2 separate regions of the Homo sapiens genome follow, and region 2 is linked to region 1. Evidence: chromatin loops called from intact Hi-C (ENCODE). Cell type or tissue: endothelial cell of umbilical vein. All regions are shown on one strand. Each heading gives the region's core, and the rest is flanking DNA. Links, peaks and the distances in the headings are about the cores only. Region 1 overlaps FBLIM1 (filamin binding LIM protein 1). Region 2 overlaps LOC124903854 (a long non-coding RNA gene).

Evidence for each region. Peaks named below come from ENCODE experiments on the same cell type or tissue, not always from the same donor. Only the 100,000 strongest peaks of a DNase experiment are listed, where the experiment ranks them.
Region 2: it touches region 1 in a loop (4-fold over the local background); 4 of 110 quality-filtered maps call a loop at or near these places.

Annotation. Positions count from the first base shown.
Region 1 is chr1:15,759,335-15,762,241 of GRCh38, reverse strand. The region is part of intron 1 of FBLIM1 (filamin binding LIM protein 1); the gene reads right to left. Among named protein-coding and RNA genes, the nearest start is that of FBLIM1, 2.0 kb to the right of the region's middle. RefSeq lists an enhancer at 694-1,638. In endothelial cell of umbilical vein, for the core only: no CTCF peak of the experiment used is centred there; a DNase peak (open chromatin) is centred at 1,481; H3K4me3 peaks cover 2,312 bases; H3K27ac peaks cover 2,500 bases.
Region 2 is chr1:15,593,820-15,596,726 of GRCh38, reverse strand. LOC124903854 (a long non-coding RNA gene) reads left to right here. Exons shown (of 3, transcript XR_007065483.1): 2 at 743-877. Among named protein-coding and RNA genes, the nearest start is that of AGMAT, 10 kb to the right of the region's middle. In endothelial cell of umbilical vein, for the core only: a CTCF peak has its summit at 1,422 (motif pointing left); a DNase peak (open chromatin) is centred at 1,416; H3K27me3 peaks cover 8 bases.

The DNA of each region.
Region 1 (2,907 bases), core at 270-2,769:
GGCATGCACCTGTAGTCCCCAGCTACTTAGGAGGCTGAGGCAGGAGAATCGCTTGAATCCTGGGAGGCGAGGTTGCAGTGAGCTGAGATTGTGCCACTGCACTCCAGCCGAGGTGACAGAGTGAAACTCTGTCTCGAAAAAAAAAAAAAGAAAAGCATAAATCAGAGAGCATGGTGGCACCCTGATACCCTGATGTCAGGAAAAGGACATTATTTCCCATCTCTCAGGTAGTTCCTGCTGACAGTAGTCCCTGTGGCCAAGGCTGAGGTGGGGCCATGGGTGGGAAAGCTGGGAGTCCAGTGAGCACATCAGTCCTCAGCAGGCACCCAATGCCTGTGCCCAGGGCTAAAAATGTCCCCTTTTCTATCTCGCTCTTCAGGCTTCCCTCCTTATCTCAAAGTGCACTGGCCACTTTGGGTTCACAGCGACTGATGGATGATAATAAAAACAATAACACGTGCTCCTAAATTCCCTTAAGTTGTTTGGCTAAAATACATAGCTCAGTCTGACAATAAAATATCTATTCTGAGGAAGAAACCAATATATTAGGAAAGAGCTTCAAAACTTATTTTAAAGTACTTGTCTTTTGCTTCTGGGTTTGGAAATGATGTCTGGAAGTACGTATGCTTAGGCTGGCTGTCACGGGCTTTAGTTTTACACTTTGTTATAAGTTTAAGAATCTATTTTTGTCAACAATGTTCAGAGTACATGTGAGATTTAAAGAAATACCAAACGACTTGCTGATAAGGCACTTGTTTCGTGCCAGGCCCTGTGCCAGGTACTATATGTGCCTCAAAACCCACCAGCCTCTCAATCTAGCTGCAAGAAATGCCCATCCTGCCCCCACTTTGCAGATGGACCCTGTGAGGTTCCAAGAGGTTAAGTGACTTTCCCAGGCCATCCATGGCACTCGGAATTCTAATGGAACATCATCCAAAAGTGTGTCCCCAGACACGCTTTTCCTTCCTTGGGTGGCACAAAGTCGCCCAAGTTCCCAGGCCTGTTCTCACTCTACAATGGCCCAATCCAGACCAGAAATCTTGTGGTCGGCATGTTCCGGGCTGGTCCCCAGGGGCTGCTGTGGGGCTTCGGGATGGCCCTCTGCCTCCTCCCACCCAGCCCTGACCCTTCCTACACTCCTCCGGGAAGTCGGATCTGCCTGGCTTCTCGGAAAATGTCCAGCACTGAGGCCAGATGTTCACAGCTGGGCAGCCCCTATACCTCCCAAGCAGTGACTGCAGGGACCTCAGGCCCCAGGGGGTCTAAGCTGGGGAGTTTCAAAGCCCTGTCAATCCCATCGGGAGAGGGAGCCCCGGCTTCCCTCCCGTCCCACTGCCACCGATTCAGCTGGGAGCAGGCTGTGTGTAAGTTCCCTGGGGCCATCTCCCAGTCAGCTGTGCCCAGGGGACCCTCCGCCCCCACTCTTCCTCCCCCAGAGAGCGAATCACAGATCCAGTTAGATAAGTGGAGAAAAGTGGGAACAAAGGGAAGGAAAGTCATTTCCTGTCCAAAGGAAGGAAGGAGGCAGGGATCCAGCCAGCCACCCAGACCAGCTAGAGGCTGCAGCCTTGGGGCAGAGAATGTGCAGCTCAGGGGGGGTCACCCCCACAGTCCTCCTTCCTACTCCTTGTTCCCTACAAAGAAAAAAAAAAACAAAAAAACCTCTGGGGCCACCTCTAAGCTCTGTTCTTTTTTTTTTTTTTTTTTTTTCTGAGACAGAATCTTGCTCTGTGGCCGAGGCTGGAGTGCAGTGGCGCAATCTCAGCTCACTGAAACCTCCACCTCCCAGGTTCAAGCGATTGTCCTGCCTCAGCCTCCTGAGTAGCTGGGACCACAGGCACACGCCACCACCCCTGGCTAATTTTTGTATTTTTGGTAGAGACAGGGTTTCACCATGTTGACCAGGCTGGTCTCAAACTCCTGACCTCAAGTGATCCGCCCTCCTCGGCCTCCCAGAGTGCTGGGATTACAGGCTTGAGCCACTACACCCGGCTTAAGCTTTGTTATTTATTTATTTATTTTGAGACAGAGTCTCATTCTGTGGCCCAGGCTGCGCAGTGGTGCGATCTCGGCTCACTGCAACCTCCGCCTCCTGGGTTCAAGCGATTCTCGTGCCTCAGCCGCCGAATAGCTGGGATTACAGGCGCGCGCCACCACACCCGGCTAATTTTTGTATTTTTAGTAGAGACGGGGTTTCACCACGTTGGCCAGGCTGGTCTCCAACTCCTGACTTCAGGTAATCCGCCCGCCTCGGCCTCCCAAAGTGCTGGGATTACAGGCGTGAGCCACCGCTCCCGGCCAGCTTTGTTCTTTAATGACCGGATAAAGCAGTCTACCTTTGGGTACGGAATTAAATTTAGGCAGAAGTGGCGGGGTGTGCCCCAACCCCTCCCACCCTGCAACTTAGGGGAGGGGTTCCCTCAACCTCTTTCCCACCCCAGGGAAACAGAGGAGGTAGAGAGCTGGGTTCACACGCGGCCCCACTTCTTTCCTGCGGGGTGACCCCGAATAGGTCACAGAAACTCTCTGGCCTCGTTTTTTCATAAAGTGAGAATGAGTGTGTCCCTAGGGCGGCTGAGAGGATATATAAGGAAAGAAGACTCAGGGTCTAGGCCCTTGGAAGGTGCAAAGAGAAGGACAGCTGGTTAGGCAGCAGCTGAGAGGGAGAAGCAGCCCGGGGGCTGGGCTCGGCTGGGGGTGCCTCCAGGACCCGGACAGAACCTACAGCGTCATTAAGAGCAGGAATCTGGGCGCGGCCCCAGCCTCTCCCCGGGGTCCTCAGGCTTGGGTGGGAGGTGAGGGGTAGGGGCCGACGCCAAGATCATCCCAGGGCACACACCTGGGTATCGCCCATCTCCACACCTTCTCAGCCCCCGACGGGCGCGTGAGGCCCAGAGAGGAGCAGCC
Region 2 (2,907 bases), core at 266-2,765, 170 kb after region 1:
GCTATAAATTAGAAGTTCCCACCATTCCCTCCTCTCTGGGTTTGATCATCTGCTAGGACAGCTCACAGAACTCAGAACGGTCTACTAACCAGATTGCCATTTATTATGAAAGAATATAACAGGAACAGCCAGTGGAAGAGCTGCATAGGGCAAGGAACATGGGAAGGGATCTGGAGCTTCCATGCCCTCCTCAGGCACGCCACCCTCCCCGCAGCTCCGTATGTTCACCAACCTGGAAGCTCCTTGAACCCCATTCTATCAAGATTTGATGAAGGTTTCATTACATAAGCATGAGTAACGAAATGATTGATCATTGAGCTTTTTTTTTTTTTTTTTTTAGAGACCCAGTCTCTAAAAAAAAAAGAAGAGAACAAATACTTTATCAAACCATTTATGTTATACTATAGGAAATGTATCATACATGCTTTATTTGTATGAGATGTCTATATCTGCACTTCAAGCATTAATTCTTACCTTCCAAAAGTGCTTAATAATGTTTTTCTGGGTTTAATTGCCTAGCACAAGTTGGCTTATATTTGGATTTGTCTAAACAGCATTTTTCTACATGTCCTTGACCTTTGTGCACTTTAGAACCTTGGTTTTAAGCTACAGTCCTGTTAATCATCAATTATCAAGTATTCATTCTTACTAATAACTTGAGTCAGATCTATGTACCCAGAGCATATAGTTCATAATTAATAATTAGCTCTTGCATTTGTCTAATGCTTCCTTCCTCTCTAAGGACCAGGTTGATGGTGAACATCATCACTGGAAAGTCAGGAAAGGTTATAGTCCCTACTTTGCAGAGGAAGAAGGACTACTCAGAAGCAGCTGACCTCCTTGGGCAAAGCGAAATGCCATCTAAAAGAATGCATAGGTGACTGGCTGGGGCTTGAAAGAAATCTGAATATTTTCTTCAATAAAAAATTAAATGAGGGCCGGGGGCGGTGGCTCATGCCTGTAATCTCAGCACTTTGGGAGGTCGAGGCGGGTGGATCACGAGGTCAGCAGTTCGAGACCAACCTGACCAACATGTGAAACCCCGTCTCTACTAAAAATACAAAAATTAGCCAGGCATGATCGCGGATGCCTGTAATCCCAGCTACTCAGGAGGCTGAGGCAGGAGAATCGCTTGAACCTGGGAGGCAGAGGTTGCAGTGAGCTGAGATTGCACCACTGCACTCCAGCCTGAGTGACAGAGTGATACTCCGTCTCAAAAAAAAAAAAAATTAAATGGTACACAGATGACATTATGATACCCATTGTATAATAAAACTGTTGAGATTTCAGGATGAAATTACATTGACTAAATTTTTTTCCAGTGATTTAGGAGGTGACATAAACTGTGTCACCTGACTAATTGAAGGAGAACTCTGTCCATTTCCTGAATTATCTTTTTTCCTTTGTTAGATCATCAAGTAGAAGTTTTCTGTGCCCTCTCCTGGCTTGATTCTGAAACTGCATAACATTCAGCCTCACTGGGTGGGTCTCTGAGATAAATTCATGCTCTCCCCTTCCTCTCTCCTGCCCATAGGAGGCTTATTTTATTTTATTTTATATTTTATTTTATTTTATTATTTTTTGAGATGGAGCCTCACTCTGTTGCCCAGGCTGGAGTGCAGTGGCACCATCTCGGCTCACTGCAACGTCTGCCTCCCTGGTTCAAGCCATTCTTGTGCCTCAGCCTCTCCAGTAGCTGGGATTACAGGCATGTACCACCACGCCCAGCTAATTTTTTTTTTTTTTTTTTTTAAGTAAAGACGGGTTTCGCCATGTTGACCAGGATGGTCTCAAACTCCTGGCCTCAAGAGATCTGCCTGTCTTGGCCTCCCAAAGTGCTGGGATTACAGGTGCACACCACCCCACTGGGCTAATTTTTCTATTTTTAGTATTGATGGGGGTTTCACCATGTTGGCCAGACTGGTCTCGAACTCCTGACCTTAAATGATCCACCCGCCTTGGCCTTCAAAGTGCTGGGATTACAGGCGTGAGCCACTGTGCCTGGCTTTTTTTTTTTTTTTTTTTTGAGAGGGAGTCTCACCCTGTCACCCAGCTAGAGTGCAGTGGCGAAATGTTGGCTCACTGCAACTTCCACCTCCTAGGTTCAAGCAATTCTCCTGCCTCAGCCCCCCAAATAGCTGGGACTACAGGCATGCACCACCACACCCAGCTAATTTTTTGTATTTTTAGTAGAGGCAGGGTTTCACCATGTTGGCCATGCTGGTCTCAAACTCCTGACCTCAAAGGATTGGCCCAACTCGGCCTCCCAAAGTGCTGGGATTACAGGCTTGAGCCACCGTGCCCAGCTGATAAGTGTGTAACTTTATAGGCAAAGTGAATAGAATACTGGGGATTTTGACAAGCTTTAATGTCACAAAGATTTTTTTTTTTTTTTTGAGTTAGAGTCTCGATCTGTTGGCCAGGCTGGAGTGCAGTGGTGTGACCTCAGCTCGCTGCAACCTCCACCTCCCAGGTTCAAGCAATTCTCCTGCCTCAGCCTCCGGAGTAGCTGGGATTACAGGCGCCTACCGCCATGCCCAGCTAATTTTTGTATTTTTAGTAGAGACAGTGTTTCACCATGTTGGCCAGGCTGGTCTCGAGCTCCTGACCTCAAGTGATCCACCCGCCTCAGCCTCCCAAAGTGCTCAGACTACAGGCGTGAGCCACCGTGCCAGGCCACAAAGATTCTTTGCTTGGCCAAACTTTAGCACCCCACCTGGCTTTTTGGCTATAAATTCCCACTTGCCATGCCGTTGTAAACCAAATAATGTCTGAGACAGGTCTCAGACAAGTTTATTTTGCCAAGGTTGAGGATGTGTCTGGGAAAGACACAAGCTACAGTGGTATCTGTGGCCTGCGCTCTTTCCCAAGAGGATTTTGAGAACTTCAGTATTTAAACGGGAAAAT